Linked DNA regions of Homo sapiens: region 1 is linked to region 2. A link is a loop called in an ENCODE intact Hi-C map of the cell type or tissue named here. Cell type or tissue: dorsolateral prefrontal cortex. All regions are shown on one strand. Links, peaks and the distances in the headings refer to the core of each region. The heading gives the core; the rest is flanking DNA.

What was found. A loop is a pair of places that touch in the nucleus more often than their neighbours do. Peaks named below come from ENCODE experiments on the same cell type or tissue, not always from the same donor. Only the 100,000 strongest peaks of a DNase experiment are listed, where the experiment ranks them.
Region 1: a loop joins it to region 2, with 10 times the contacts of the local background. A loop is called at or near these places in 1 of 110 quality-filtered maps.

What each region holds. Positions count from the first base shown.
Region 1 is chr14:62,074,334-62,078,735 of GRCh38, forward strand. SYT16 (synaptotagmin 16) reads left to right here. Exons shown (of 8, transcript NM_001367656.1): 5 at 802-1,058. Among named protein-coding and RNA genes, the nearest start is that of LINC00644, 63 kb to the right of the region's middle. In dorsolateral prefrontal cortex, for the core only: no CTCF peak of the experiment used is centred there; no DNase peak of the experiment used is centred there.
Region 2 is chr14:62,004,266-62,008,667 of GRCh38, forward strand. The region is part of intron 3 of SYT16 (synaptotagmin 16); the gene reads left to right. Among named protein-coding and RNA genes, the nearest start is that of LINC00644, 130 kb to the right of the region's middle. In dorsolateral prefrontal cortex, for the core only: no CTCF peak of the experiment used is centred there; no DNase peak of the experiment used is centred there; H3K27ac peaks cover 860 bases.

The DNA.
Region 1 (4,402 bases), core at 240-4,239, 70 kb after region 2:
GGTTTGAGGGGCACTGTGAGCAGAAATACACAGCTAGTATTTTCATAAACCAGTGAGACCAGAGGAATGAGACATGGTCACTTGGGAAGCAGTGGAAAATGGGGTTGGATGGGTTGGATGAGGCCAGTTCAGGCCAGGCAGGTAAGCAAGCCTAATATTTACGGAAGGCCTTGCTGGCTGCCAGGTGAATATTATTTCATGTGTCCACAGTGACCCTCTGATGGCTTTTATCATTTTTTAGATAAAGAAGCAAAGATTCAGAGAATTTGAATATTGTCCGGGTTCTTATGGCAGAGACAGGATTTAAACTCGGATCATACCAATCCAAGACCATGGATCAAGGAGAGAACTTTTTACTTGGTAGGATCACCAAAGCTTTTTGAGCAGAGGGTAATGTGGTAAACACTGAAGAGGAAAGGAAGCATGGTAGAGTCGGGAGACCATACGATCTCCATATTAGATGACTCTTTTTGCTTTTAGATCCATTGCAGAAGTCTTGTGGTCATTAGCTCCAGCAAAATGCTGTGTCGATTTTATCCTTTTGACATAAATATATATTCTCTACACTCATATTTAAAAAGTATTAAGCCTTCTGATACGCCACATAATGAGATAATGTTCTTTTTCATTTTATGGATCAAGTTTCTTCACTGTATGGATAGAATTATGTTTCTGCAGGTATTATTGGTATGGGTTCTGTTTCTGCAATCTTGATTGTTGTGACTGCAATTACTCAATTTCTCTAGGTAAAAAGGTGTTAAAAATAATGCATTTGAAATGGTTTTCTTATTGCAAATTTAGATTTGGATGGAGCCAGCCAACGGCGTTATTCTGAGAATCTCTCCTACGGTGAAGATGACCACATCCCTGCTCACTCACAGTCCCCATGTGAAAGAGGGGATGCCAAACACCACGGCACATCTCACCAAGAGTCCAGTGTGGTCCAAAGCCTCAGGCGCCAATCCACAGAGGGCAGCTTGGAGATGGAGACAGCTTTTAATAGCCGGGGATTTGAAGATTCCTATGCCACTGACAGCTCCTCCATGTGGAGTCCAGAGGCAAGTTATTTGTTTTTCATTCTTTCATTGGTTCCCTTTCCCCTTCCCCTCTTTCCACTCTCCTTTCTCATCTCTCTAAAAAAAAAAAAAAATTCCAGAAAGGAAGCATTACTTTTATCTGCAATAAATTTTTGTCCAGATGACCAAAATCCCATGCATGTCAATAAAAGAGTCATAAATTTCTCTCAAAATGGAAAAAAAAGGATGAACGGTAAAAAAAAAAAAAAAGAAAAAAAGAAAAAAAAATAAGAATGGTGGCAGAATGGATCCAGGAACAGCCAGGCTTTTCTTTTATATAAAGGCTTTTTATAGACTTAATTTTAAATAATGGAATTTTCAGTTCTTTAGAGGGACTGGTTTATTTACTTCATGGTTTCAATTAAGTGGAGTCTATTTTTATTTAGCCCAAATCTCAAGTTACGATTATTTGATATGAAAATTATTTGAAAATTGAACTAAAATGAAATGGCCTTCCAAGTGAAATTATACAAGGTGTAATGATGCAGATCTTGCACTGTGAATATATACAAAATATATTTTGTGCCTAGGAGACAGCATTAATCAGTAATGCCCCTCTGGCCATTGACATTGGTTTTGTAGTAAATCTCTGATAAAAGATACTTCTTCCAAAGTTCTTTTTCAAGTAAAGCTTAGTCCAGAATAAATGTAACAATCAATCCAGAGATATGGCTGGAGGTGATGATGGTAGTAGCTACCATTTATTGAGCAGTTAATATATGCCAGGCACTGTGATAAGGATTTTACCAAATTGTTTCCTTTTACTGGCCCTTACGGTTATTTTTCCATTAGATAGATCCCTCCTATCATGATTCTGTGACATTGGAAGGCATTAAGGAATGGTGTTTAATACCTAATTTGAAATTAATTTTGATGAAATAAGTCATATACATATATAAACCTTTAATATAATTTGCAGGGATGGGGGAAGAAGGAGAGAGGTGAATGGATTTTATTAGCATCCATTTGAGAAAATAAACAGGATGCATCTCTTATTAGGACTTGGAGTGTCACACACGCTAAATGCTCAAGGTAAAAAAAAAAAAAGGAATCACAGAAAACCCTGTTTCCAAGCCTTAACTGCTAACATGTTGGCGTGTGTAGGTAGTATCTAAGGAGGGGTATGCATACACATCTGTGCCCCTGTGTAGATGTCTCTGCTGAGGACCAGAAATGGTAGCTCACATATGTGGTTTGTGGCTTGTTAAAAAGCAGCCCTTCATATGGAGGCACCCAAAGCCATTAACTTTATACATTTTGTTTAAAAAAAGAAAAAACTCTGCTTACCCGTTAGTTTACTACCAAGCCGTATCAAATCCCACACACTAACTCTTAAAAAATATTTTGAATCTCTCTCCCAAAAACAAAACAGACCAAATGATTTGCCTGCCTATTGATACTCTGTCTCCTTGGTGATTGTGCCATGAGGCTTGGAAGTGACTTCTCCAGGTCACCTCCCATTTACCTGCCTGCTGGAGCTTTAATAGAAGACTCGGTATTGAGGGTACTAAATGTTCTCAGACTCCAAAAATACCCAGACATCTCTGTGTGCTCCATTCAACCTCCTATCTATTTTGAGAAAAAACTGTAATTTGGTGCTCCTACAGTAGAACCTCAAATCCAACTCGGAGGCAGTTCCCGTAACTGCCTGCTTTGCAGGCTTAGCTTGCCTTTTAAGAAATGATTTATTTGCCTCTTAGCTGTATTGAGAACTCTGTCTTCCCCTGTGTATCTGGCATCAGGAACATATTGTAGGCCTGTTTACTTTAGGCCACACAGATGACATCAACACTATCTTACTAAAACAGAAAGGCTTTCAATTTGACAGAAAATCTTTAAACCTACCTGGGTTTTGACAATTTGACACAAGTATTCTCATCTTAAGGAAAAGCCCAGGATATTGGAGCTCAAGGAATCATTTATTTTGTCTCAGCAGGAAACTGGTCGTGCAGTGTGACTACCTGTTAGGCTGATGGATTTTCGAGCTCTGCTCTTCTCTGCTGGCGAAGGCCTTTGGCTTTTTCCTGCAGACCCAGGGCTTGGCAGGAAAGACAATGGGAGTGTGGCTGGTGATTTTGAGCACACAGGGAGACAGGTGTCCCACTTTTCATCTCTGCTTTCCACTGATTAATTGGTTGGCCTTGAGAAGTTAATTAAAATCTGCCAAATGGGGATAAGAATGAAGAGATTTTTACCTTGCAGGAAGGTCAGATGGATTAGTGGTATTAACAGTACCCAAGTGAGGAGCTCCTTCAGTTGCCTGGTGAGAGGTAAAGTGTGTTGAAATAATTAATTGCTATGAAAATACCAGCATTCACAAATCTTTTTCTCAAATCAACCCAGGGAGGGGCTACAAAGCCCAGTTTTCATGGGCCACAGCTTGAATTGGCCTATCCAAAGCCCAGCCATTGGCAGGATCTGTTTATTCAGAGGAGTTCTTAGGACAGTCAGGAGCTCTACCCAGGACTCTCTTAGAAACCTGCAGGTGGAGTGAGCATTTATCCGAAGAGACAGCCTGATACATAAGTGGAGAGAGCTCCTCATTCACTAAAATATTTTTACCTTGGCATTGAAGTTGACAAAACTAAGAGCTATTAACTAACATTAAGAGCAGGGGCCTCAAAGGATGTGAAAACCACAGAGAGTGTGATTCCAACCCCCACCTTCCGTCTTCTCCCCCTTCATCTTGTGCGCTTGCTCTCTCTCTCTCTCTCTCTAGTGCTCTCTCGCTCTCTCTCTCTCTCTCTATATATATATATATAAACACACACACACACACACACACACATATGTCTATATGTAGAAATAGTTATGCCTAAAGGTTTGGGGAAGAAGAAAGGAGACTGTATGTTTCAAAATAAGGTTTGAAATTTTGAGTATTGGATACGAGTTAAGGCAGGCCTGGGACTCAAACTGCCAGGGCATGAGTCCTGGATAATCTTGTCTGGGAATTTGATCTGGGCTTGGGGGGAGAGAGCGTGTTAGTTATTTAGTCTTTCTAAGCTTGAGTTTCGTCCTCCATAAAATGAAGATATTAAAATACCTACCTCATTGCATTGATGTAAATATTCAAAAAGATAATGTTTCTTAGTTGGGTTCCTCAAAAAAGCAGAGCCTACGTAAAGGCTTTGTTCCCTGCTTTGGGAGTGCAACCCCAGGGAACAAAAGTGCGAGACAAGGGAAGTAAGGCAGGGAAGAAGGGAGGTCAAGTGTGAGAATACACAGTTGAATTGGCCACCACTCAGTATGGCTAATTGCCTGATCTTGTGTGATCACACTCCAAGAAGCTGTATGAACTGATAGGACAACTGACTACGGGGCAAAAA
Region 2 (4,402 bases), core at 255-4,254:
ACAAGCGAGAGTGAGCAAAAGGGAAGCGTCACTTTTAAACCCTCAGATCTCATGAGTACTCCCTCATTATCATGAGAACAGCATGGGGGAAACTGCCTGCATGATCCAATCACCTCCCACCTTGTCCCTCCCTCCACACATGGGGATTACAATTCAAGATGAGGTTTGAGTGGGGACACAGAGGGAAACCGTATAATCCTGTAAACAGTTGGGAATCTTAGAAAGATCTTAATCAAGGGTAGCACCCACAGAACTCTGATATAGAAGGATAACTTTAGCATCAGTTTGGAGGCTAAATTGGAGGGGAGAATATTGGAGAACTATTATAGTAGCTTGTAAGAAGGAACCTAAGAGAATATGAACATATAAAGAGAAATAATTGTCATTATTTTGTCATTGTTCCACCAAAAAGACGTGCCATGAAGAGTCTGTGACATGGTTCTGGCATGCAATGGGATACCACCTCATTACTGTGGAGGCAGAAGACGAGGTTCCCCTCTTGGCATCTTTGACCCTTGAAGAGGTGCTCTTCATTAATGCTGAGTTAAGATGGGAGTTCCATCTCCTCATGTGGTTTCCACTGACCCTGCGGTGTGGGTGGCCTCATTACCACTGGGTTGTGGTGAAAGTCTTGGGTCTCTACTAGACCTCCCTTGACATCACCTAAATGGGGAGGGGGAGGTGTGCCTCATGACTTCCAGGCAGGGGTGGTAGATGAGGCTTCCCAGATGGTCTCCAGTGAACACTGTGTGGGTGGGGGATACTCACCTCTGGCATCAGGGATAGAAGTTCCAGTTCCTAGCTTGGCCTTGTCTGGCATGCCTTGTGAGAGTATTGGGTTGCCTCATTACAGATTGGTGAGGATGGAAGTCTAGGTTCCCTATGTGGCCTTGTCATGGGTGAAGATGAGGACACAATTTTTTTCTGTGCTGTTTGGCTGGAGTAGAGCAGGTCCTATCTAAACATTTTCTGGCTTACTAGGCTGCCCTTTTCCTAGTCCTTTGGGAAGAAAGAGCAAGCCTTTATTGAGACTTTTGTTTTGGTCGGTGTACATTGACATTTTTGTGTTGCCAGCTTCTTCAGCTTCAGGTCTGGGATATATGAGGTAAAAGAGCCCAGGGAACTCACGACTGTGTTGTTCCTTGAGTCCCAAGGTTCCTATCCATTCTGCCTTCTTCTCTGTACTTCTCAGTCTTCTGATCTCTGTTTTATAGACAATGTCTAGGGTTTAGGGTGGTACTTAGAGGGAAGAAGAGGGAAAAGTATGCTCCCTTTAGCTTCCTGGAAGTTTTCACATTAGTCCTTAAACAGCATTATGACTTTGAATTCCACCCACTTCTTTCCATTTCACAGGCAAAATAAGAGCAGTAGAAAATGATAAAGAGTGGTGTGGGTGTGTAAGTAGATATGAGGAGGAACATTTCTCTATAAAGAGAGGTGTTATACTATGGCCCCTTTTAACCAATCAAATATGTATTGAACACCTACCACGTACAAAACATTGTGGGGAACAGACAAGTATACACAAGTATAAGCCACAGGCCTCTCCTTCAGACTGTGCAGAAGCCTATATCACTTGTTTATTTGTTCCAGAGGATGCAAAAATGTTTTTAATGCCCTGGCTCTGTGGTGGCAGTGGGAATTGGGAATGCACCATGGGCTTAGAATGAGGCAGCCTCAGCCCAATTCACTCACAGCTTTATAGATGGAGGAGGTTGCCTAAGTTGCCTCTAGGGAACTTCCATTTCTCTCTCTCACTGATGTGATAGAGCCCACTAATTTACTTCAAATGCCTTTTAGCCATTGAACAAAAGCTCTTATTTCTCTTTCTTCAAAATATTTAAATACCCTGAGGGCCCTATAAAACTAGGATATGTGATTGGACTCTCAGCTGTATGGGTGTTAAAACAGCTGTTTTTTGTTTTGTTTTGTTTTTGTTTTTGATTTTACTGATGGGTTAACAGTCTGGAAGACTCCTCATGCACTCATTTGTTCCTTTATACTATGGGGTGATGTAAGCCATAGTACATGGGCTGCTTTGCAGTCTGTTGAAGAGCAGTATTAGGAAATACGCTAGGGAAAAGCAGCATTTTAATCGGTGATTTATGTGCACGTCTTAAAAAGCCTTGTCAAGCTCGCTTTTCCCATTTAACCTTGAATTCTTTTCATAATGTTGTATCTTGATTTTATGTTTCTTAATGTGCCATATTTTTCTCCACAATAGATTTTAAGCTAAATTGGCCCAAAACAAGAGGGATGCTGAACGCTTTTTGTAACCATGGAAACATTTCTGGGCACTTACTAAGGACCTGGTTGCCAATAGTAATGTAACAGAGAAAATAGATACACTTCATTTAGCAGTTGCCGATGATTAAGAGGCAGAGAGACTACTTATAGTGTCATCCCAAGATAGGCTTTTTGGTTTAAAGACTCAAATCCAAAACACCACCTTCTCAGTAGAGAAGCAGCTATGACACCTTTGATATGTGATGGGAAGGAGTTCTAATTGCATTTAAAAATCATTGTTTTCAGTTTTTTACCTCATGCTTTTTTTGAAGCTGTTTTTTAACCACATATATTTGTTTCCAAGAAATATGCTCACTATTTCCTGAAATAGCCTGCTAATGGAATTAATGTGTTCCAAGCACATTGGCATATAGAACTTTAGAAACAATCTCGGAACGTACTTAAAATATAGAACAACAGGCTTTGAAATCATGGTGATATTTGACTTTTCAACCAGATTACTCTGCTATGCTAATGTAACATGGAAGGGAAAATCCTACAGTGTTCTTAGTTGTTGATTGATTTCAACCCTTTGCAGATTGAAGGTATTTTCTTCTGTCAGTATTATTGGGATTGCTTGTGGCAATTGAGACTAAATGGTATCAGATAATATAGCTGATCCACAAATCACAGAGGCCTTATCTTTTCTACAGGATATACTACTGCATGTCAAATGTTGCATTCCACCTTTCCTTCCTTTGCAATACTGGAACTTTGCTTTTCCATTGCATAAGTGCTTTCTTGAAAGTAAGCCTACACCTAGTTAAATTTATCTTCATTTGTTAGTCCTTCATTTGATAGTATTTGCCATCATGTTCCTTGGTTATGCAGAAGTGTCCAGGGAAAAAGGTTTAATATTCTGTGGCTGATTCAGAATCTGTTTTCTAAAAGCTTTATACAGTTAATTTTCTTGATATTTTGATTTGCATGTTTTAGCAAGGGTAGATATTAATGAACATGTTAGCAGCTGACATACAGTTTTCAAAGCCTTAACGTTTAAGTTGAGAAGATGATTATTCCCATTGTTACGTATTTTGCAGTTTTGTGTCATTTTTGGAGGAAATTTCAGGCATATAACAAAATCCTATGTGGACAGAAGTTAGAATATGTAAGATACAAATGATCAGACAATTCAATCCTTACTTTGACTTCTGGATGTTGTTATGATAGAATACTGGAACATTTTGAAGGACAGATTCAAAATAAGAAAATTAAGTCCTTTTTTTTTCTATTCTTAACATAATTAGGAATGGATTAGAGGAATTAGAGGCAAGTTATCCTCCAGATAAGCTTAAATCCCATTTTAACAATTCTCAAGGAATAAAAAAAATTTTCTTTATTAGTGGAATCACTTGATAATTTTTTTTTAAAAAAGCTCAGAAGTTTTCCTTGCCCTATAAAAAGTAAGAGGAGGGATATCTTTTTTTCAATTACCCAGCCAAAAGGGGAAGAAGCCAGAGCTAGACAGGAACTACAAAATCAATAAGGTCTTTTTTCATGTATCTTATTTCTTCTTCCTGAGGAATATTCTTACCTGTGTGTTTGTGTGTTGTTTATTTATTTATTTATAAAAATATGGAGATATTATCCTCTTCTTCCCTCTTCCATTCTTTTTTCTTCGGTAAATCTCCTTTCTTTCTTCGCTGGTACCCTCTTCCCATATCTGCCCCTGAGGAGAGCGAGTCTTGTTTCTGAAAAGGAGCCTTACAGTGGGAGGAGTTTCTAAAATGTGATTATAAGTTCCTCTTCCCTTTGAACTCATGTTAATTATGCTAAGGGCTGGTCTAGGTCATTGCTAATGGAGTTCTTAGTGCTCTTTACATTTCCTAGTTTGTAAGTTTATGAAACATTTTTAAAACAGAAAAATATAGAGTAATATAACAAAGAGTCACAGATTGCCACTTTGCCAGATCTTAACATTTTGTCATATTTAATTCAGATTTATTTTAAAGAAGCCATCCAGGACAGAGGGAATTGAAATCCCCTAAGAAGCCCTTTTTGTTTTCTTTCTTTTCTCTACTCACTGGGGTAAAACAAATCTAAATTTGGAAATTATGATTCCCATTGTGTTTCTGTTTTCTTTTTTTTTTTTTTTTGCTGCAAGCATATGTAACTG